3 separate regions of the Mus musculus genome follow, and regions 2 and 3 are each linked to region 1. A link is a loop called in an ENCODE intact Hi-C map of the cell type or tissue named here. Cell type or tissue: gastrocnemius. All regions are shown on one strand.

Region 1 (8,000 bases):
GGATCTCCAGCCAGGCTCTGTTCTCTAGAAGTGCAGGACTGTGCTCATCCACTCTGTACTCACCAAGGGGAACAGAAACCTTGGTTCCAGGGAGCCATAGCTGCCCTACGACTATGAGGTGGGGATGTCTCCTGAGCATTGTGAGGGTTGGAGGCAGCTGGACAGCCAGAAAGGCTGACTGGCAGGGGCCAGTCTGCAGAAGGCCTCAGAAGCCCACTGAAGAGCTTTGTTCTGAGACGGTGGGAGCTACTGAAAGCTTTTGTTTGTTTCTGTACTTTTAAAAACAAGTTAAGCACATTTGGGGATGTAAAACGACACCCACATATAATGAAACCAGTATGAGTAGCATTTGTTGGGCTCCCGGCAATAGGTGTCAACATCTCACCAATCTTGCCACCAAAGGGCTTAGGGGAGTGCGTGACAAGAGAGCTACATCTGAGAAGGACCCTCAAGCTCCTCTGGAGAGGCTGATAAGGATGCTGCAGAGCAGGGTGCATGGATGCATTAGGTTGCAGCAGGCCACTCATTCATTTGTTCATTCATTCATTTGTCCAACAAGTGCTTCCTGAGTCTGACTACGCGCCCTGCCCCCGTTCTTGTTGCTAGGGATTCGGGTGTAAAGTGTCTGTGGTACCTGTTCCCTGGACCAGTTGGCATAGGAGGAGAAGGCAGACCAGCAAGCAAATGGAGTGAACTAGGACCTTTCATAGAGCAATATAGAGACAGGATATGGGAAGGGGAGGAGTGGGTCGGGAGGACCATGGTTCACAGTCGATGGAGAGTCGGGGTGATTAGAGCAGCATAGAGTGAGGGACAGAGGGGCCTGCAGAGGCCCAGCAGGAAAGGATCCTTAGTCTCAGGCAATAGCCAATGGACGCAGTCCATGTAATGGGATTTAGAAGAGACAAAAGGAAGTGGTGGTGGATCCAAGGCAGGGTGGGGAGATGTGTGGACTCAGGTGTGTGGCTTGAATATCGCCATAGTCATAGGCGCCTTTCCTCATGCCAGGAAAAGAGGTTATGGGAGACTCATACTATCAGCAGCTATGTCTCTTTACATTATTTTAAAAATGCATTTATGTTTATTTTGTGTGTATGGATGTTTTGTCTACATGTACAGAAGTGTACTGCATGTGTGTCTCATGGAGGCCAAAGAGGATAGGACTAGAATTTGGGATGGGCGTTTGTCGCCATGAGGTACTTGCAAGCCAAATCCAGGTCCTCTGTGAGAGCGTAAAGTATTCTAAACCGCTGAACCAGCTCTTCACTTTGCTGTTGGTGGCAGGGTTTCTCTGTGTAGGCCTGGCTGTCCTGGAACTCAATCTGTAGATCAGGCTGGTCTCGAATTCACTTTAGTTTTTGAAACAGTCTCTCATCACACCAATTCAGCCAGAAGCCAGACTGGATGGCCAATGGGGTCCAAGGATCCTCATGGCTACGCCAGCCCAGTGCTGAGACAAAGGAGACATGCAGCTTTTACATGGTGCCAGGGATCCAAACTCATGTTCTTATGTTTGCACAACCTTCTATCAAGCCTTGCTTTATTTTTTTTAATTTTAAATTTATTTTTATTTTATGTTTATGGTGTTGTGCCTGTAGGTATATCTTACCAGGAGAAACCATCCAATCATCTGCAACTGGATGTCTACAATTACAGACACTTGAGCTACCTATGGTTCTGAGACCCAAATCTGCTCTCTTCAGCTCTCTGCTTTGGTTTTGGGGTTTTTTTGTTGTTTTTGTTTTTTTGTTTTGTTTTGTTTTGTTTTTGTTTTTTCGAGACAGGGTTTCTCTGTATAGCCCTGGCTGTCCTGGAGCTCACTTTGTAGACCAGACTGGCCTCGAACTCAGAAATCTGCCTGCCTCTGCCTCCCGAGTGCTGGGATTAAAGGCGTGCGCCACCACGCCTGGCTTGCTTTGGTTTTTTGAGACAGGGTATCACCACATAGCCCAGGCTGACCTGGATGACTTTCTTCTTCTTCTTTCCTTCTCCTTCTCCTTCTCCTTCTCCTTCTCCTTCTCCTTCTCCTTCTCCTTCTCCTTCTCCTTCTCCTTCTCCTTCTCCTTCTCCTTCTCCTTCTCCTTCTCCTTCTCCTTCTCCTTCTCCTTCTCCTTCTCCTTCTCCTCCTCCTCCTCCTCCTCCTCCTCCTCCTCCTCCTCCTCCTCCTCCTCCTTCTCCTTCTCCTTCTCCTTCTCCTTCTCCTTCTCCTCCTCCTCCTTCTCCTTCTCCTTCTTCTCCTTGTTTATGAGTGTGAGTACACAGTTGCTGTCTTCAGACACACCAGAAGAGGGCATCAGATCCCATTACAGATGGTTGTGAGCCACCATGTGGTTGCTGGGAATTGAACCCAGGACTTCTGGAAGAGCAGTCAGTGCCCTTAACAGCTGAGTCATCTCTCCAGTCCTGACCTGGACTTCTTGATTCCCTTGCTCATCCTCCTGGGTGCTGCGGTTGTCTTCAGGTCCCGTCATGCTAGACTTTTAGTTTTGATTTTTCAAGACAGAGTTTCTCTGTGTAGCCCTGGTTCACCTGGAACTAACTCTCTCTCTCTCTCTCTCTCTCTCTCTCTCTCTCTCTCTCTCTCCCTCTCTCTCTCTCTCTCTCTCTCTCTCTCTCTCTCTCTCTCTCTCTCTCTAAACCAGACTGGCCTTAAACTCAGAGATCCACCTGCCTCTGCCTCCCAAGTGCTGGGATTAAAGGTGTGCGCCCCCACTGCCTGGCTATTCTGGCCTTTTTTTAAAGGACAGATTTTACAGGAATAGGGGTCCTGTGAAGCCATGTCGATATCTCCAGCCATTCTATGGCTCTGCTCATGTGGCTGCCCCATTATGTTAGGAGGGCAAGAAGGTAAAGTATTAAAGGGAACAGGGGTTTACTGGGAGACTACGTGCAGGCCCGGGATGGACAGAAATCTAGAGTCAGAACATCAGTTCTAATCTCATTCTGTGACTTGCATAGCAAACAAACAGATTTATGAGAAGAGGAAAAAACAAAAAAAACAAAAAACGCGGCCTGTGAAGACAGTTGGAATGCTAAAGAGGCAGAGACCCCATAACCCACCCTAAATAGGCGATCAGAGACAAGAAAAGGCGCTTGTCCCAGGAACTTGCTCCTCTGTTCCTTAAGCCTGCTTTCTAGCTATTAACTGTCCTTGCTGTGCCTTGCTCCAGAAGGACATTTTTCTCAGCTGTCTATTTTGGTGTTTGTTGGGGGGAGGGGGCATTCGGGGTCATTGTCTGCGAATGAATCCTGGACAGCAGGAGCCTGCTGCTCTCGCTCCTCTGCCTGTCATCTGTCACAGAGCCAGAGCAGCCTGCAGCTAGGCTGTGGACTGCCTAATGAAGACAGAGAGGTGGTTCTGGCTGTGCACAGGTGTCGCTTCCCCATTAATGGAGGTGACATTCCGAAACACTACTCATTATAGAGCAGACATTGGACAGGGCTGGGACACATATTGATGGCAGCAGGGCCAGCCAGCGTCTGTCTCAAATCCCATTGCCCCTGAGCAGGGAGCGAGAGGGACAGAAGCATCCTGAGAGTGTCAAATCTACGGGCCCCTCTCTTTCCAGAGAAAAATGAATTCTCTACAGGCCTGACATTGGGGAGCAAGTCATTTTTTCTGCTGCTTTCTGACCCAAGGGTTAGGCCCACCCCAGTGCTGACCAACCCACATAGAATTCCTCAGTTTGTGTCCTCCTCGGAATGGCTTATAGGGCCAATGAATGTGGGTCATGTCAACTTCAGGCTTCCACATAGAGGCTCTGATGGCTCTCTTGGCAGTGGAAATTGACCCACCTTGTAACTAGGAGGGTATAGGTGCAGAAAACTTACAGGTTGGGGGCTGTCAGGGTCCCGGGACACATGGACACGGACAGAGGAAATGAAAACTGGACAGTTTCCTCTTGTCCTTACAGACTTTGATTGATTCCTGTAGGACAGGAACGGCCGACCCATCATCTTGAAGACACAGCTCCCAGAGCTAAGAGTAAAGTGGCCAAAAGAAGAGCTGCTACATGCAAGCACACACCCCTCAAAATTCCTGACGCCACCTTCCCTGGTCCCAGGCTTCGCGCACGCGCATTAGGCCGCCCCCGCGCAGCTTGGTTTTAAACTCGTGGCAGACGGAACTCGACTTAAAAATAACTGTTTTGACAGTTGCGATGTAAATATGTGAGTGACGCGTGGGGCTGTTTTTCCTTCGAGCTTCTCCCATTCCCCGGGCCAATCCTACACCCCACCCCACCCCGGCTCCGCTGAGGCTGAGATGACTAGAGCGCCTCCTGCAGGATACTCAGCACACTGCAGTGGAAGAATTCCCTTCCAACACACCACACCGCACCCACCATTCCTGTTTTTGCAGTTTTGAGATGAACCTTGCTATTTATCACAGACTGCCCTTCAATTCACAATCCTGTGTCTCAGCCTTCTCAGTGCTGGGATTAACAGGCGTGCGCAGCCCTCCTCACAACCCCATACCTACCCGTCTTCAGTTCAGTTTGACCTGTATTTACTAAGTCTCTCCTCTACACCCAGCACTGCGCTAGCTACAGTAGAACATGTGAGAGATACGAAAGGCAGACTGGCTATTTGTAACGCTTCCAACCGAGCGTCTCAGTTACCGTATCTTGAACACCTACCTGCCCAGGGCCAGGTACTAAGCTAGGAGAACGCCTGAACAAAGTTACCTTACTCAGCGCGGAAGAATTCCCTTTCAACATACCACACCGCAGGCGGCACAGAAACTCAAGGGGCGTTTTACTCTCTGCATTTTACAAGTGGCTAAGAGACCTGTGGGACATGAAGCAGCTTCAGTAGGCAAGCACAATTAGAACATGGAGCTGGGAACCTCAGTCTCTTCCTGTCCCCATAAGCCATCTTGTGATGGAAGGGCAGCAGTCATCCTCTCTATAGGTAGGGAATGAGGTCTATCAGGACACCAGCGAGTCATCTAAGATAAAGCCAGGACCATCAAGGACACTTTGAGTGTCCGTGCCAGCCTGCTCTTTCTGTCTTTCTAGTCAGACAACAGAAGGAAGGGACAGAGTGTACGTTGTCCTTGAGATTTCCAAACTATCTCTTACAAAATGTGAAAGAATGAGAGGAAGGAAGGTTGGAGTGTGAACCAGTGTATGCTCCGGTATTTATACCCAGCACGGTCTGAGACAGAGCAGATAGGGCAAGCTTCCAAGCTGACTTTTGAACTAAAAGCATTGGATGTGGGTCTGTCCCAGGTTAAGCCTTTATGAATACCTTGTCAGAGTCCATGCTGAGCGTGGTCTGTCCTTCACTGTCCAGACAGTGTCCTGTGCCCTTGGTTAGGTGTCCACTGATGCTCTCGGGTACTTTACATTTTATCTTCATGTATGGGTTTTTGTCTATGCCTGCTTGTCCCTATGAGCACCATGCACATGCAGGAACCTGAGGAGGACAGAAGAGGGCGCTGGATCCTCTGAAACTGGAGTTACGAGCAGTTTGTAAGCTGCTCCATATAAGAGTTGGGAACTGAACCCGGGTCTTCTGCTAGAGCAGTGCTCTCAACCACTGTGCCATCTCCCCAGCCCTGCTCTCGGGTTTGTTTCTCCCCCTTCCTGTCCCAGGAGAACCTCTGAGGCAGCCGCTGGTGCTGGGAAATGTCTGTTAGTCACACAGCATTCCTCCCTCCTGAATGTTAACCCTGTAGGATCAAAGGTTTGTGTCAAAGCACTAATGCAATGCCAGGAGTCAGACTCTGGGGGCCGAGAGGAACTTGGGAACAAGTGGACTCACTTGTGACAGAAGAGGCTCCCACAACATGGTAATACCATATTGGCTTTCGCCTGTGCATACAGCCAGGCTCAGCTCCGAACCCATCTCCTCTGAGAAGCTTTTCCTGGCTCTCAAGCCCCGAAGCACTTTGCTTGAGCTCTGCCTAGAGGATCCTTGAGTCTTGTCATGTTGCTTTCTGTCATGTCTCGAGTTCCTAAGGAGTGGGGGCACCGCTGACATCCTGTTTCTCCTCAGTGGCGCCCACAGTGTCCTGCTCAGGGTCAGGATTCAATACTGACTTTATGAATTCAATGAACAATAGCACTCATTTCTTCAGGGTGAAAACGGATGCAGATAGCAGCGGGCAAGCATGCAAGCTGACAGTTGAGTCAAAAGCATAGGATGTAGGTCTGTCCTGGTTAAGCCTTCATGAATACCTTGTGCCAGGCATTAAGGAAGCTCAGCTGGGAGAAGAGAGCCATCCTGACCATGACCAGTCAGTCCACTGCTGTCTACAAAAACTGCGCATCATCTGTAATCCTCCGCCTTCAGGAAGCTCAAGGAGGAGGATCAGATGTCCGAGGCCACCCCAGGTAGCAGAGTAAGTACCTAGGCCAGCCTGGGCAATAGAGAAAGATCCTGCCTAAAGACCATAGTTTATCAATTCATGTACAGCTGTCACGTGACTTGCCTTAAACCAGCCCTTCCTTATAGAAGGCTGGCTTTGAGGCTATGGCTGATGGCTTAGGTTCTCTGTCCTTTCTTTGGGGCCCCATTTCCTCACAGTAAGTAGAATCTCTGCCCTACCCCCTCCATCCTTTTTAGAGCTCTAATGATATATAATTCATAACACCTGGTAATCTTTGTTCTGAATGCAGCTCAGACTTTCTTTCCTTGCAAGACCGACAATCACGCATTCTGTCAATAGTTCTGAGAAGCCCAAGTAAAGATCTTTATTTTATATTAAAGTAGCTGTAAGCCGTGAGACCATAGGGCAGTTCTAAACCATTACCGCTCTCCAGCTCGAGACCCACTAGTTTCCTGAGATGCTAGGAGGCAGGAGGTTGGCTTTTCTCAGTTTATAGACAGTACAAATGAGGCTCATAGTACCAGGGCCTCCGGTGTCCCCCAGGTCTCCTCGCCTGTGCACACACTCCTGACTTTCCTACACAGCTTCATTTTCCCTCTTCTCAGATCGGCACGAACGAGTTTGGCTTCTGCTATGTATTACAGTGTGAAATCAACACAGATACCCCACACGCCTTGACAACATAATTCACTTGCTGCAAAGGGACGTAATAAAGTGTGTTTATTACAGCAATTATCAGAGCAGAATCTGCCAGCATGCTTTTCAGTGGCGACCAGAAAATGCTTACTCCAGATGCATAGATTTCGGAAACTGTGCAGCTAGAGCCAAAATAAAACCAACGAGGCTTAGTAAATGGGTCTCAGCCACCCTAGGAAAACAACCATTCAGGAGCCAACTCAACCGAAGCAAAGGTTAACAAGATGTAGATTGGTGTTTTGCTGGGTTAAGATCCGGACCTGCTTCCAGGGTAGAGGTGTTGGGGATATACATAGAATGTACCCCATAGCCCAGCCACCCCACATGCTGAGTTCACACCCCACAGATCAACAAAGGGGAGTATAGATGGAGACCATTAGCACCAGTGATTCTCAGGGATTCCCTGCCAGTGTAGTGGAAGTTGGGACACAGGAAGACAGGTAAAGGCTGGGCCATGGAAGGGTGGCAGAAAGAACAGCTAAAGAATGCCTTTCACTAACTGCAGCCTTCAAAATCACAATGTGCTCCAGGCTAGAGATGGAACTCAGTGGGAGAGCATTTGCCTAGTGGTTCTGTGGCCCTGGGCTTCATCCTTAGCCCCTTGCAGGCGTATGGAGGTGGGACCTCAACGGAATATGGCTAAACTGGAGGGAGTCTGCTTTCTAGCCTGGGGATGATATATATGCTGCCTTGCTTTGGATAGAATGATTGGACAAAGATGCAAGCGCATATGTCCTGGCTTCTTGGTAGAGGGATAGAGGAGAAGTAGCTTAGATTCCACAGCAACATCAAGTTATCTGACTGCTAATTAGCCAAGCAGAGTACTTTATGAATTGCTTATGCCAACAGGACATTCCTCAGAACCTCAGGTGTTCCCAAAAGAGGCAGAAGTGCATGTCAGGGCTCCCTGGGAAGGCACCCCGAGCAGTGGCCCTTCCTACTCGATCATAGTTCAGACCTCTCAGAAAAC
Region 2 (8,000 bases), 94 kb before region 1:
AGAAAGAAAGAAAGAAAGAAAGAAAGGAAGGAAGGAAGGAAGGAAGAAAGAAAGAAAGAAAGAAAGAAAGAAAGAAAGAAAGAAAGAAAAAAGGAAGGGAGAGAGAGAGAAAGAAAGGAAGGAAGGAAGGAAGGAAGGAAGGAAGAAAGAAAGAAAGAAAGAAAGAAAGAAAGAAAGAAAGAAAGAAAGGAAGGAAGGAAGGAAGAAAGAAAGAAAGAAAGAAAGAAAGAAAGAAAGAAAGAAAGAAAGAAAGAGAGAGAGAAAAAAGGAAGGAAGGGAGAGAGAGAAAGAAAGAAAGAAAGAAAGAAAGAAAGAAAGAAAGAAAGAAAGAAAGAAAGAGGGCAGGGTACAGTTTCCTCTCACAGTCAGTGCTTTCTCTGAGCTTCTGAATTTCTGACTTTAATTGCTCTGTGCTATACCTATAGTTCCCACCTGACAGGCTCTCTGGGATGTCCTGGGACACATGGGTTAGTGACAGCATCACAACCTGAAGAGACCTCAGAAAACTGTGGCTAGAGGACTAGAAAAGGAGTGGCTTACATTTGCCACGCACAGAGGGGTGTTCAGGGTGGACGGGACAGGCAGATGGGGAGGGGCTGAGGAGAGAGGGAGTCTGGAGTGCTGAGTGGGAAGGGGCAGGCTGGAAGGATAGCCTTTATGGGGAGCTGAGGCTGGGGCTTTTATGAGGGCTGGGAGGCTGAAGGGAAGGTTGAGTTACTGAGCCTTCAGTCAGATTTATAGCCAAGATCTCCAGAAGGGTGGGGGGAATGCAGTGAAAGTCTGGGCAGAGAGGGTACTAAATATTTCGTGTGGTGATGGGGGTGCAAAGGAAGCCAGTCACTGTGTGAGGGAGAGGGTCTGCCTAGGGTGGAGCCTGCTTCACTAAGGCTCTAGAAGCTCCTGTCCCAGGTCCAACAGGAACAACCTAGAAAGGAAGGCCCCAGTCATCCCCCTTCTTCAAGTCGGGGCTGTGGAGCAGGGGATTCTGGGAACGAGAGTTATATGTCATTGTTTTCTTACATTTGTTTACTTTTGAGATGGAGAAAAGGACCAAATGCTTATTTCCTGTTGAGCAGTAGGCACAATGATTCCAAGTCTTTATCTTGTCCAGGTGAGCGAGCAGGGTGGACCACCCCAAAACGGTGGCCACCTAATCCAAGGTTAACCAGAAGAAAAGCTTCACGAACCCAGGGAGCCCCCACAAACTCCAAGGCCACTGGCGGCCAGCCTGGAGTCCAACCTGGCTGTTCCTTATGGCATAGGCAAACAAGAAGGCAAATTTTAACTCTCCACAGCCTTCAGACCCTGCATGCACCAAATGTCCAGACACTTCTCTGTCTCTATCCATCCTCCCGAAGACCCTCTGAGTCATCTGTGAGTTATTTCCTCTTGGAAGGATGGAGGTAGTGTGCGCGCGCGTGAATACACACACACACACACACACACACACACACACACACACACACACACAAGCTGTCTATGCAAGAGAAGAGGTCTTGTCAAATTGGGGTTAGGGTGGGGCTTAGGCACTGGGTCCTTCTTGGCTCATCCCCAGGGAAAGCCATCTGAAAGGACAATCTGCTGTTCACTTATCCGTACTCTGCTGCAGCCTGTGCTGGCACTGTGCAGGGTATCAGCCAGGTACTAGGCAGAGAGGGCAAATGAGGAAGGTCGGGTAGTCCCTCCATGGTGGAGCTCGGCAGCTTTCTCAGGAGTCAGAGTACAGAATACCTTTAGGCCTGATTCCTCACTGGTAACACAGAAGGATCTCAGCCCAAGTGTGTTTCTAAAAGTTCCTCTAGCCCCAGTGGCAAACTGTGGTATGGAATCATTAGGGGGAGAAGTGATGATACAGAGGGGACAGGGCAGGGCAGGGCAACAGATGACCCTGACTTGGCAAGAAGCACAGAACGCTGTAGCCGTCCATCCTTCAAATGATAAAGATTCTGGGTGTGGAGACATGGCCAAATGGTTGAATTGAAAGGATTCTGAGCTAGGCGTGGTGGCCGGCCTATGCCTTTAATCCCAATGCTTAGAAAGCAGAAGCAAGTAGATCTCTATGGGTTCAAAGCTAGCCTGGTCTACATAGCAAGTTCCAGGCTAGTGGAGGTGGGGGCTACACAGTAAGACCATGTCTCAAACAAAAACAAACAAACAAACAAAAAACCGGGGGGATGGGGTGGGGATGGGAGGTAATTTTAAGTCTGGCCACAGCGGACAATTGAGAGCAAGTGTACATGAGTTACATGAGTGTGAAATCAAAGCTATGGGCATGACAGATGTCCATAAGGGGGCGTGTATGATGTGTTTGTAAAGATGTGCTTGAGTGTGGGTGGCCATTTGCATGAAAAGTGTGCACAGGGAGGCATGTCTGAATGAGAGGGTGGATGGTGAGTACGCGTGTAAGGGGAGCAGGGTGCAAGTGTGAGCGAGAAAGGAGAGTAGAGTACAGGCAGTGTAGATGTTGGGGAGGGGGGTTCTGGGGGCAGTGCCAGGAACTGGCTTAAGGCAGTCAAGGCACATAGACTGCATGTCTGCAGTGTTCACTCTCAAGAGTCTGTAGGAGCTGGATTATAAGCATTTTGTTCCATAGAACACACGAGGGCCCTGGGGCTTCTGAAAGGCAGGTACACAGCTGCCCATGCAGCCCAAGTAGCTTTAGCGTTTGAGAAACAAGTCATTGAAACAAAGAGGATCATAGCACAAGAGGAGCACAACTTTTCTCGGCATCAGTGTAGGGCACTCAGGGAATCCAGCTCTGGCCGCCGGCTGGCTCTCCCCCCTTCCCTGGGGACCGTGCCTCCTTCCACTGGCACTGTGATGGGGAAGGAATAAGGCCGGAGACCCACCACCAGAACATGGTCCAAGCTTTCCACTCTAAGCCTCAGCTCCCCTCAGGGTCAGCTCAGACCTTGCCTTGCCTTGGGCTCTTCCAGTCAGTGCAGGAAAAGTGTTGCTCTTGCGCTTTTCTCGGGAGGCCCGGCTCTAACCATGGGCTTGATGCAGGAGTTCAGGAGTCAGAAAATTCTTGTTTTCCCTGCCCTGCTCATTGAACTTGGTGTGATGGTGACCTTCATTTGCTCTTAATTTCCTGCATGCATGAAGTCTAGACTCTTCCACAAGGCATGTAGAGATTTTGTTGTGGATCTGCTGGCCTGCATTACAGTCTCATGTCCCCAGAAATGCCTCTGCATTCTTCCACATGCTCTCCCCAATATTTAAATCCTTTCAGTAGTCCTGATTTTGAGGGGATGGGGTGAGTCGGGGTCTCTCCATGTAGCTCTGACTGTCCTGGAATTTACTATGTACACCAGGCTGGCCTCAAACTTACAGAGATCCCCCTGCCTCTGAGTGTTGGAACTAAAAGTAAGCATCGTGTCCAGTTTCTGACTCTGGAAGTCTGAGTCTCATTATGTTGCCCAGCTGGGCATCAACCCCCTCCTGTGCTCAGCGCTGACCAGGGTACTGAAGCAGGTACTGTACCACCTTGTGAGACAGACTGGGAACTCAGGAGGGTAAGGGACCTTCTGAAGGGTGTGGTGAGGGGAGGCCTGTGGCAACTGGATGTGTGAGGCCTGAGGCAGGTCGTTGGCTGTGCTCCCTCTGAGATGTGAGGCATATAGAACCACACGTTTTAACACAGACATCAAGGGCTTCCCTCACCCCTCACTGAGGTATCCCTAGTCTTCCCACAATGGACCTTGGGCAGGGGTGACCCTAACAGATACCAGCTCCAGCTTTAAATTGCTCTGATAAGGTCAATATCTAATTCAACCTCATAGAACCTGCTGGGCCTCTAAGGTTCCAACTATCTTAAAAGGATCCAATTCTATCCTCAGATGTGGTATGGCTTGGCTCCTCTTGGGTTGGGAATGATATGGGCAGGACAGAAGTAGAGGTTGGAAAGGGAGAGGGAGCTTGCTCTGAGAAGCCACCTGTCCTCTGTAGCTCCCCGACTCTTTTTTTTCTAATGGTTAGTTCAGGGGTACTTAACGGTATTGGATCCATAAGCAATGGAGGTTTCTTTTGTGGTCTGTTCATTAGAGGCCACAATCTTCCGCTTCACCTCAGTGAGGAAAAAACTGCTAGGCCAGCAGGTGGCAGTGTCCTCCTGGCACCCAAAGATAAAGCCAACAACCCACCTCCCTTCATGATCCAGGTTTCACTAGGTCCTTGAAGATCCAGCGGGGAGTATGACCCCTACCACCACCAGAAAGAAGGGCCTCTGACCCCTGAAACCCTGATAGGCTATCCTCCAGCTCTGGCTCCTTGGGAGGCAATTAATCACCTGAGCCCTGCCTCTTCCACAGCCTGGGGGTCAGGGGTGGGGGCTGGGGAGTCATTATTCTTGGTGTCCTCAGGGCTAACTCAGAGCTAGTTCAGTTTGCTTTCTGTGCTGAGGATGGGACTCAGGTCCCTGAGCATGCTGGGTAAGTGCTCTTCCCCAAGCTAGATCCTAATCCAATATGAATGACTGGGAAGTAGCACAAAGAGCTGCTGTGTAGGCCAAAGGGAAGGCACATCCATCCATCCTTCTGACCCCCTTATGGCCACCCAATTGCTTTTAAGTCAATTAACAGGTCTTTCATCTTTTGCCTAAAATGAGCTTCAGCAGAATTGATCAAGGTTAGACATGGGTATAACCTAGAAAAGATTGAATGGTCACAACCTTGGCCAAACATATGTGTGCGTACCAAGAGAAGGAAAAACTGGTTGGTTTTCTCTTTGAGCTCTTTGAGAGTGGGACAGCTGTGGCCTAGGGAAGGTAGCACTCTTCAAGAGCAGGTGGCCAATGGGTCCCTCTTTCTCGGGAGAACACGGTGGGAGATGATCTCATGGGGTTTTCTATCTACAAACCAGGACCCTCCTGCCTTGTCTCCAGGGTCCAAAGAAGACAGGGATAAAGATGCCAATTGTTGTGCTGCTGTTATTAACCGGAGTGCAATTAATCCACCCTTTGTGGATTTGGAAGCCACAGTGTATGTAAATGAGACAGTTTCACGCAGAAACACTCTGAGAGCTGTTGGGACACAGAGTGGCCAGGCCTCAGGTCAGGAGAAGGTGGCAGAAGGCAGAATACAGAAGATATTGACACTCCATCATCACATGCCCAACTGGGACCTGAGAGGAAGAGTCTCTTCTGCCAAAGCTGTTGGCCTGGTGTGTGAGCCCCCAGCTTCCTTCCTACACAACTGCCCTAGCTTCAAGTGCAATTCCTGATAGGTAGGTGAGATCTGGGGCAGGTCTACAGTTGACTTCTATATGGGGAATGGATGTCAACCAAAGAGAAACAAGGGATTGGGGGTGCCCTGTTCTTCATTAGTTTATCTCTCACGACACTCAAACTACCTCAGAGATGGGGAAGGACAACAAGGATCTCCCTCTGGGTGGCAATGCCCTCCACCTCACGAGGTAGACGAGAGGAGGGAACTTTGCCCTGCTGTGTCTGAGCACTGAGTGAAGCTTCTCCCCAGTCCACAGCCCAGCACTGACTGACTGGCGGAGTCAGCTCTGCTTTCTGAGAGTGCAGGGTTAGAGAGAGGTCACTGAGAGCCCCAGGGCTTGACCTCTCTGTCTCTTCACAGGAGTAGGAGCCTGAGGAAGTAGTCCAAACTGCTTTGATGAGACCATTCCTCATGTCAGGATTGGAGTGATGCTGACCAGGCAAAGGTGCTGCTCCGGCCAGCTAGGAGTCAGAGACAAACAGTGCCTCTACCGCATCGCTCAGTCCCTGGCTGACACCCCCCACAGCCAGGAGGCAGTTCTTGAAGACAATGCTGGAGCAGGCACAGCGGGGCGTGGGCATGGGGGGGAGTGCCTCCCACTTGTTCTTCTCAGGGTGGAATGCTTCTGCTGTCTCCAGGACAGTGGGCTGGTTTCCTGAAAGCAACAGGGGAATCAGACCTTAGACCAAGGAGCCCAGCCACCAAGCCATGTCCCACAGTGACCATCTCCCAACCCAGAAGCAAAAACTTTGTCCCTTGTCCCTTCTTTTCCTTTTCATCTTAAAAATAGAATTGTTTTTTCCTGTCTTAGATATCAGAAGTTTTTAGAATACTTACTCCTGATTTTACACACACACACACAGCTTCCCTCATAATCTAGCCCATATAGTTGTTCATGAATGAGTATGTCTACACTGAGTAAACTCTGGTTGTTCACACACACACACACACACTGCCTTTATCACTGTGTCCTAAAGACTTCAGTGTGCCTCTAAGTCCCAGACTTTCCTTCAAAATAGCGGCAGCCTTTGAGAGGGCTCAAACCCAGAATTAGGAGCATCTATTTGATCACATGCTTTGCTATCCTAAAAGAGCTGGATGTCCACAATGGCGTTAGGTCAAGGAAAGATGAAGACTTTCCCTTTGTCTCTATCTATCCCCAGAAAGGGACTCAGGGACCTGGGTGCAGCCCAGGAGCTCATGTGTCCCTTATGATTTATAGCTCTCCATCTTCCTATTTCCAAATTGAAAGAACATATATGGGGCCCATGGAAAGGTCAAGTCCAGACCACACTGAATTCTTTGGAGTAACTCAGTGGGAGGTACGCATGGAGTCAGTACCATCCGTTGCTCCAGTGCAGTGCCAAGGACCTCCCAAGTCCCAGGGCCACAACACAGCACAGTGGAGATGCTCCATCCTTACCAAGGCCCCCAGCCACTATGACCCTTCCACTCAGACCACCAGCCACAAAGTCTGCCCGGCGTTTCTTGAGGAAGAATGAGCGTTCCATCTTCAGCCATCCCCCTGCAAGCCGCGCATAATGACAGGACAGAGAAAGAGGATTAGGCGCTAATGTTCTCTAACAAATACAGATGAATCCCATGTGGCTCTCACCCTGGTGGCCGCGCCCCTTCCATTCACCCTGGCATCCAGGGTGCAGGGAGCATGCCCTGTTGATTGAAATGACACCCTCTACCACTTGGGTCTTCTCGGGTGCTTGTCCCAGTCTAAAATACAGACTTCCCGTGAGCCCCCTGTTCTATTTAGATTTCCCACAGGAATCTGATTAAAGACAATGAGAGGAGTAATCAAGATTCCTGATTCTCCATCAGCAAAGGAAGAGGCCCTCCCTAAGCTGGTCCTGCACAAATACTGGGGATGGAGAGGAAAGGCCATAGTGAAAACAGACAAGCAGGCCAAAGGAGCCTTGAAAAGAATCTGACTCCAAGCATAGCCGTAAGTTAGGAAGGATGCTCAGACTTCAGAGAAGGCTGCCTGGATATGTAAGCAGCCAGCCCCAGGGAGACTGTCCTGATGGGGAAAGTGGGGACCAGTCAGAAGAGAGCAAGGAGCCAAGGGAATGGGGACCCAGCTCACCCTGTTCCATGTCGAACACATCCATTGTCCGGAGGAACTTGGGCTGCCGGTACAGACGGCCCTGGCGCAGGCCTCCTAGGCTGTATAAGTGGTTGTCCAGGGTCACAAAGCTGGAGAAAGCCCGTTTACAGGGAATGTTGGGGAACTTGGTCCAGGACCGAGACTCTATATCAAAGACCTCGAAGGCATTGACTGCATACTTAGATTGTCGTCCCCCTGGAGGTGGGGAGGTGGGGCAGGGTAGAGAGTAGAGGGTGAATTAAAAAAAAAAAAAAAAAAAGCAGTTCCTGAGAACAGAGAGGACTGGGCTTGCTCTTCTGTTATTCAGTCCTTTGAAAGACTCCTCAAGGCTAGGGCAATGTGATTATCCCCCATGGCCATGAAATGCTCAGGCTGTTGGCATCCCTTTCCAGGGAACTCACCCAAGGGAACAAGGAGAGGAGATGAACAAGTAGCTTGTCCTTACCCAGCACATAGATCTTGGAGCCCCGGAGGAAGGAGGTGGCAGCGTATCTTGGGGTGGGCATGGGAGCTAGTGACACCCACATGTCCTTCAGCATGTCATAGTGTTGCAAGTAGTTGTGTGGACGTAGGTCCAGGCCCATCCCTCCTGCGGCATACACTCGATAATCTAAGAAAAAGACCACAGAGAGACATGGCTCAGTTCCCCCGGCACT
Region 3 (8,000 bases), 140 kb before region 1:
GAGGTGATGCAGGCAATGCTTAGCACAAGGCTGTCACAGAGAAATGCTGCGCTATCACGGGGGTTAAGATGAGAGCGGGACTGGACACATGGGTGGGCTGCATGTCGCTACTGACTGGCGCCTTGGTCCTGGGGAGAGAAGAGCTGAGTAGCCAAAGAAGTGGTGTTGCCTGCCCCTCTCCCCTAGGTATGAGAGGCTGGAGGAACAGCTGAACGACCTGACTGAGCTTCACCAGAATGAAATGACCAACCTAAAGCAGGAGCTGGCCAGCATGGAGGAGAAGGTGGCCTACCAGTCCTACGAGAGGGCCCGGGATATCCAGGTATGGCCAGGACCACTCTGGGGAGGTCCCAATATGCTGACAGAGCCAACAGCAACTGCCCTATCTGTAGGCACAGGGTACAGGTGACAGTGTGGAGGTGGACACATCACATGGAACACGACGAGCAGAAACATATCCATGGGGCCAATTGGTACAGGAAGCCAAAGAGGGGAGTGTTCGTGGGGTAGAGATAAGAGCAACGTAAGTCTTCGCCCAAGTGTGTGCACTATATAAAGGCAAACCAGTGGGTAAAGGCCACCTTCATTTGCCACATCTTTTTGGTGACAGGTTTACAAATGAATAATTGTTATTTCCAGGCATTTCCTTGCCTCAATATGGAGCTGGGATCAGTAAGCAAGACTTCCATTTCCTTAGATCCTCCTCAAACAGTCTTCATTAGAGTTCTGTTCCCAGTCCTAGCTGTGCCCTTGGCTGTGAAGAGGGGCCATGTGCTACCACCTTCTTGGTACAGTAGCAAGATGCATGAGGTTGGATAATTTGTAAAGAGAAAAGGTCTGCCCAGCTCTCACTGGAGTGTGGAGTCATCCTCTCCTTACAGCTGGTAAGGACCTCACAGCTATAGCCTCCCCAGGGCAGGGACTGTGTCACATGGTGAGGCAGAGAGATTTGGGGGTCAGACTATTCCTGACCCCCAAAATCTTGTAACTCAGATATAGCTCAGAGTCCAGCAATCCCACCAGTGACTTATTTCTTTACAGTAGACACACACACACACACACACACACACACACACACACTTTAAAAGTTCACTACCAGCCGGGCATGGTGGCGTACGCCTTTAATCCCAGCACTTGGGAGGCAGAGGCAGGCAGATTTCTGAGATCGAGGCCAGCCTGATCTATAAAGTGAGCTCCAGGACAGCCAAGGCTATACAGAGAAACCCTGTCTCAAAAAACCAAAAAAAAAAAAAAAAGTTCACTACCCTAACATTGCCATGCAGAAAGCAAGCTTCCAAGCTTACCCCTGAGGCCACACTGAAGCCCTACTGGAATCAGCACAGGTGGACTGGGCTCAGTCTAGTCTCAGCCACCCTGGGCTTCCACATCCACCCTCTGTCCCCACAGGAGGCCGTGGAGTCCTGCCTGACCCGAGTCACCAAGCTGGAACTGCAGCAGCAGCAGCAGCAAGTGGTGCAGTTAGAAGGTGTGGAGAACGCCAACGCGCGCGCCCTGCTGGGCAAGTTCATCAACGTGATCCTGGCACTCATGGCCGTGCTGCTGGTGTTTGTGTCCACCATTGCCAACTTCATCACCCCCCTCATGAAGACGCGCCTCCGGATCACCAGCACCGCCCTCCTGCTCCTCGTCCTCTTCCTACTGTGGAAGCACTGGGCCTCCCTCACCTACCTCCTGGAGCATGTGCTGCTGCCCAGCTGAGCGGCTGCCGCCCCACCCTGTGCTCTCCGGATCCCACTAGCCACAGGCATCTCCAGGAGGGCCCGGGGCTCCTGCGTCCCTCGGGGTCTGTCATGTGACCTGTTTGGCCCCTAACTGTCCCTTCTTTTCACTGCTTCTGTCTGACACCATCTCCCTTTCGGCCTGAAGGTTTCAGAGAGGGTGCTCTGGGCTGGAGGGAGCAGGGACACTCTCAGCCAAATGGAGCAGTGGGGAGACACCAGGGCTGCATTATTTGAATTATTTTGCAGCCACATGGGACTTTTCTGGGTTGACAAGAGGATGCTCTAGTCATGTAAGCCACTAAGATAGAAGGCCAGTCTCAGTTTCCCTAGGGAAGAGCCCATCCTGGAGGCAGCCACAGTTTCCTCCCATGGAGATGGTCTGGATAAAAGCCAGTGGGAGGCCCTGCTGAGCCTAGAGAGTGCAGAAAGGGGAGGGTCCCCAGCCTTGGGGCCAGAGGGCAGGCTTGGCACAGCCACTGGGAGCTCAGCCTCCCCTCCTCCTGCTTCTCCTTCCACTTGAGCTGGTTTGAGACTGGTTTCTGGAGGCTGTGGGGTGTAACTTTGGGTTTGTATTTTTTCTGCTCATCTTTCTGCCTGTCACCGGGTGTGCTGTTTTTCTGAAAAAAAAACAGGCCCCAAGGGCCCTGAGCCTCCAGCCCAAACCCTTAGACCTCTGGGATCACGTTGAGTTCTATTTATTTATTTACTTATTTATTTATTTGTACCCACCCTTCCCTCACTTCTGCCCAGCTGGGCTCCAGAGAGAGGACCCTGCCCATCCTCCTTTTGAAGCCAGGACTTATTCTTGGTTCATCATACTCCAGACCATGTATCCTCTGGTGTCCTGGCTGGAAGAAGGGGCGTGTGGCCATGCAGCCCGCTCTCCCAAGCTGTCCCAGCAAATGGGCAGGAGGGGCATGGCCTCTTTTATATATATATATCTATTTATTTTATATGTGTGTTTGTGAGGAAGAGGATATTTGTCATTTCCTTAAGGCTCTGGAGTGTTGTGTTCGATTCTGCACAGCCCAGCCTCCCCGAGGGCCTTTCCAAGCACAGTGGGGATTTCTTAGAACAGGAGAGAGGAATCCATGAAGCAGGAGAAGCAGTGCCTGCCAGCTGTGGTGGACCTTCCTAAGAAATAAATATCCTTTATGTTTTCAAACCATCCTGTCTGAGGTCTGCTGATTACACTGTCTCTGAAAAATCACAGGATTTCTCCCCACACTGAAGCATTCTGGGTATCATCTGCTGGCCAGATGTTGTCTTCCATACTGAATGAGGAACACACACACACACACACACACACACACACACACACACACACACACACTCACCTGCCTTGCTCTGAGCAACTTAAATGATATGCCTATCAATCCATCCAGCCCCAGCTTTGTTGGAGCACTTCCCAGAAGGGAAATGGAGAAGCGCCCATAGATGCTGTGACCAGTTGTAGCCACAAGGGGTCAGCAGAGTCCGTGCTCCAAAACCTCTCTCAAGACGAAGTCCTCACAAGGCTACTGGCTTTAGCTTGGCTTTGTTACACTTGTTCAGCTGAGGCAGGGAGTACCAGCTTTCCAAGTATGGTGTGGAGGCCTAGCACTTAGTGCCTGCCCTGTGGTTGTAGCACCTACCCCTAACAGCCCCAAAGCACTTCCCAGCAGGACCTTTGTGGATATTTGCAGTAGGCCCTTTGCAGGAGAAGGCAGCAAGAGGAGCTATGATAAAGCAGAACAAAAATAAACCAAAAAAAAAAAAAAAAAAAAAAAAAACAACCTTTGGTCTCAGCACATAACTAGTGCCCTGTAATTAACTCCCAGCCTTTCTCTGGGCCTCAGTTTCCCCATCGGGAAAGCAGGCTGGAGGTGGCCACTGTGCATGTCAATTCTGTGCTGGTATCCCAGGGCCCTGTGAGTCTGACAAGCAAACATTGCAGCTGCGTCTGTGGCCTCAGGCTCCAGGGGACCCAGAGACCGGAGAGGGCACAGTGCTGCCACCACAAGAGTTTGCCCTCTGTTACGTAGGAGTGTTGCCAGACAGCCTTCCAGCTATTCCAGTCTTGGATCTTGTACCCCCTTTCTTTTCCAACCACGTGTCTATGTGCACCTCTCTTGGGGGCCACAGGTGGCCCAGAGCCCACATTCTTGGGCCACAGGTAGGGGGTGGCTGCTCCTGGCTAGACATTTCCTACATTCCTTCCAAGGTCAGATGCCTTCCCAGAATTGGCTCTGAATGCCACTGCCAGCTGCGGCCCACACCGAAAGGGAGCAGGGAGGAAGCAGAGGTCATTCTTGGTCAGTTCTGAGGCTGCAAAGCAAACAGCCTAAGGGAGGTGCAGGCCCCCAAGCTGCATCTTTGTCAAAGAAAGCACTGGCTTACTTCCCTCAGCCAGGAGACAATGGGACACCTAACAGAACCCTGCCATCCTGGGGCTCAGGGAGGCTCCCCTGTTTGTGTCTGTTTGTGTTCCCTCTTTTTTTTTTAAGAAGGGTGAGTTATCCCCCACTTCTTTCTCTTCCCTGAGGTCCAGAGAGTGAGACATTGAGTCAGGGTTACCACTCGTAGTCTGCCTCCTTCAGACTACAAGACCTAGAGGCAGGCCCTTCCCAGAGCATCTATCCCACAAGTGCAGGTCTCACCCCCAGGGTACTAGAGAGCTTAGTCAGACTGGTAGACACCCACTACCTGGGTCTCTTTGGGTGGGGGCAGATAAAAAGACTTGGTGCCTTCTCTCTCCTGGGCAGGTAGCTGCAGAGCCAGCCCACTCGATAACCTCTTGGGTCACAAAGCTGCAGCAAGTGCAAGCTCTGCAAACCCAAAAGGCAGCCCAGGCCTAGTGTGGGGTACAGCTGATTTGTCTGTGCTGCCGAGTGAGGGCAGGGAGGAGACACTGGGACCACGGGAAGAGGAAGGGGAGCTATAACCAGATCTTTCAGGCAGGCTAACCTCTCCTGCAGAGGCAGGCCCTGCAGTCAATCCCGGATCTGGGCTCAAAGTCAACACTGCCACTAGCCTTAGACCTGTCGCACCCAGCTGTTGTCTCACATCGGCCAGTAAGAATGGTGTCTCTGGTACACAGGTGTGGTAACAGGAGACATGTGAGACATCGCATGCCTAAACTTGATGGCACACTCCCTGGAACGTAGAGAAATAACCCAAAGAATGACCACTCCACCTCAACACTAACGCCGGGTGGCAGGTCCAGAACTCCTTGGAGGAACTGAGGTGGACTCTGTAAAGACACACAGGGTGACACTGGCAACACCTCTGACCTGAAGACCCAGGAGCCTTTTCCTCCAGACTAAGAGCCTGCTGATTTGTCTAAGTCTCTCCCCTCAGTCTAATCAGCAGAAGCTTGGCTTCCTAGAAGATGAGACCCACCTGTCCTGAGCCGACATCAAAGCCCTGCAAATGTATCTGTGCGGGGCCCTCCCTCCTCTAGCAGGTGTGGTGTCTAGGAAAGAGAGTGAGTTCCAAAGTCAAGGTGTGTGGATTTGAGTCAAGACTGTCAGCCCCTACACTTGAGAGGAAATGATGTCTACATTGCCCATCGAGTAGGATTTGGCAAGGCACAGAGGTGTCAGGAGTGGGTGTGGTCCCACAGTGCCCCAAAATGACCCCCTCGGGAGCTATTTCCAGGAGATTTCCTACCCATCTAGGACTCCAACAGGGACTCTGATTTGCCACCAGGGCTAGACAAGGAAGCAGCCAGAGTGAAGTGGCTTGAAAGCTTATTGACAACTCTCAGATGAACATGGGAAGAGGCCATGGGCCCCAAGACCTGCTGGGATGGTGTCAAGGGAGGAGAGGAGGTGGGGCTTGCACAGCATATCCAGACGTGTTGGTAAGTCCTGAGTCACCCAAGCAGCCAGAAGGGCAGTCTGGGTGGGGACAGCAGCACTCCCTCTTATACACAGAGCCTCCAGGAGAGCACTCCCACGCTGACAACCCAGCCCTGACATAGTTCGCCGAGTGACCGTCTGGATGAAGTGGCCTGGGCCCATCACTGCTGAAAAGGTCACTTCTGCCACATCCCTGCCTACAGGAAGGACTTATCAAGTTGACTCTTGTTCCAAAAGTACCCCAAGGCTCTTCCCCAGTCTGCCTTTGGGGATCCTGGCTCTGTACCCCGTTAAGCATCTCATCTGAAGCTTCGTGGTTGCCTCTTTCCTTACCCTTATGGGAATTTCAACTCACTGGATAGAAGCCAAAGGCCAGTAAATGCGGTGGCCAGACCCTGTCTTGGCTACAGAAAGGCCACTTCCTCACATCAATCCCCCAGCTGAGAAGCCACTAGCTGTGTCAGGAAAGGTCTTGAGCTATACTTGGAGGTGGTCCTCTGACTATTTATCATACACTCAGAAGATGGAGGCAGGAAGAGAAAGTTTAACTTCCTTTGAGATGGATAACTAATTGAATTCATTCCAGAAAGAAGTTCCCATCACAGACCTGCTGCAACCAGCCGACTTTGACCTATCTTCCCCCTCACCTTCTCAGTCCTGAGAGACACAGCTGAAGAGAAAGGTGCTAACGGGTGGTCCTGATTTTTTTCCACTTTTCCCACTGTGGCTCTTAGGGTTTCCCCCAATAAGGCAAATGACCTTAAACCTAGCCTTAGGTTCATTTCAATCTCGGAAATCTGGTTTTGCGTACCTGGGTATGCATGAACACAGAGACACAACCACACACAAAAGAATGTGTACACGTGCACATATAGACATAAGAAGACATACATACAAGCATATGCATAGATACACATGTACATCTATGAAAATGCAAACACATGCACACATGTGCACACACGCATACAGGCACACAATGGTGCATGCAAGCACACACATACATTCACATGTGTCCACACACATGTGCAGACACAGAAACATGCACTTACATAATACGTACATACACAAATGTATAAACACATATGAACACAACTATGTGCCATGTATGCACAGGTACACATATGCATGTAGTTACACATACATAGGCAAATAGGCACTTTCACACACACAAGAACGCCAGCACAAACATCCAAGCATGTACCATGTACTGGTTAGTTTTGTCAACTTGACACAAGCTGGAGTTATCAAACAAGAGGAGACTTTCATTGAGGAGGCAATTGCCTCCATCAGATTGGCCTGTGAGCACGTCTGTGGGCATCGTCTTGACTAGTGATTGATATGGACAGTAGCGTTGCTCCTGGGCAGAGTTATGCCTGGGCTGATGGTTCTGGGTTATATAAGAAAGCAGGCTGAGGGGCTGCAGAGTCAGTACAGTGGTTATGAAGGCTGGTTACTCTTCAGAGAACCCATCGATTCCCAGGACCCATGTGGCAGCTCACAGCTATCTGTAATTCTAGTTTCAGGGGATCTGATGCTCCTTCTAGCCTTTGCACAGACACACACACACCATCACCTGCATGTATACAAAACTGCTCTTATACAAGCACATATCCCAGTGTCCACACACACATCATTACATCACTTCTCTGGGATTCTAAGTTCTCATCTTAATTGGAGAACTTGAGAGGGAGACACAGATACAGCTAATGAGTTATCAGGCCCTGGAGGCTCAGACAAGATAGGATAAGGTGCTGTGTGGAAGAATCCCACCACAGAGAGAGGAAAGCCCATGGGAGACCCATGATCAGGATCCTGCTTATTTGGGATGCCGGGGTATGGGGTTGTCTGGGACCATCAGGCAGGTCCTCACTGCTGGAAAGCCCAGGCTGGGAGGAGCCAGAGGCTGGATTTGAGTCAGTGGCTCCTTTTTCCTCACATCCTCTTACATGTTCATCAAATTTCTTGGTGACAGCATTCTGACAGGGATGAGGAGCAATCTCAAAGTAATTTTAATTTGCATTTCACCGACGATAAGAGATGTTGAACACATTTAAAAACAGTTATTGGCTCTTTGTGTTTCTTCTCTTGAAAACTGTCTGCTCATTTAATTAGCCTATTTGTTGATTGGCAGTTTAATTTCCTTGGTATTTAATTTCTGCAGTTCTTCGTACATTCTGTCAGTCCCTGTCTGAAGTATGGCTGATAAAGATGGTCTCCCATTCTGTGGGCTGTCTGTCTGCTCTGCTGATAATTCCTTAATAATGATGATTGAAAACCACTTTTTAAAAAGAATTATTTTTATTTTATCAGTATGAGTATGTTCCCCGACCATGTCTGTACATGCACCTCCTGTGTGCAGTTCCTGAGGAGGCCAGAAGGGGCACTAGATTCCCCCCAGAACTGGGATCACAGGTGG

What was found. Hi-C counts contacts between places; a loop is a spot of excess contacts. Peaks named below come from ENCODE experiments on the same cell type or tissue, not always from the same donor. Only the 100,000 strongest peaks of a DNase experiment are listed, where the experiment ranks them.
Region 2: a loop joins it to region 1, with 11 times the contacts of the local background. A loop is called at or near these places in 6 of 42 quality-filtered maps.
Region 3: it touches region 1 in a loop (6-fold over the local background); 2 of 42 quality-filtered maps call a loop at or near these places.

What each region holds. Positions count from the first base shown.
Region 1 is chr1:132,208,584-132,216,583 of GRCm38, reverse strand. It overlaps Gm29695 (a long non-coding RNA gene), which reads right to left. Exons shown (of 2, transcript XR_387385.4): 2 at 7,037-8,000. It also overlaps a transcript of Lemd1 not described here. Among named protein-coding and RNA genes, the nearest start is that of Lemd1, 14 kb to the left of the region's middle. In gastrocnemius, CTCF peaks have their summits at 4,284 (motif pointing left) and 5,431 (motif pointing right); DNase peaks (open chromatin) are centred at 3,301, 4,187 and 5,458; H3K4me3 peaks cover 519 bases; H3K27ac peaks cover 471 bases.
Region 2 is chr1:132,302,479-132,310,478 of GRCm38, reverse strand. Klhdc8a (kelch domain containing 8A) reads right to left here. Exons shown (of 5, transcript NM_144810.5): 2 at 7,790-7,954; 3 at 7,324-7,539; 4 at 6,649-6,750; 5 at 3,122-5,880. The coding sequence ends at 5,687. Among named protein-coding and RNA genes, the nearest start is that of Klhdc8a, 7.9 kb to the right of the region's middle. In gastrocnemius, a CTCF peak has its summit at 4,091 (motif pointing right); DNase peaks (open chromatin) are centred at 1,567 and 4,109.
Region 3 is chr1:132,351,225-132,359,224 of GRCm38, reverse strand. Tmcc2 (transmembrane and coiled-coil domains 2) reads left to right here. Exons shown (of 5, transcript NM_178874.3): 4 at 187-322; 5 at 1,408-2,910. The coding sequence ends at 1,719. F730311O21Rik (a long non-coding RNA gene) reads right to left here. Exons shown (of 4, transcript XR_878527.2): 4 at 7,781-8,000. Among named protein-coding and RNA genes, the nearest start is that of F730311O21Rik, 13 kb to the right of the region's middle. In gastrocnemius, CTCF peaks have their summits at 3,208 (motif pointing right) and 7,964; DNase peaks (open chromatin) are centred at 1,597, 2,192, 3,196 and 3,829; H3K27ac peaks cover 1,454 bases.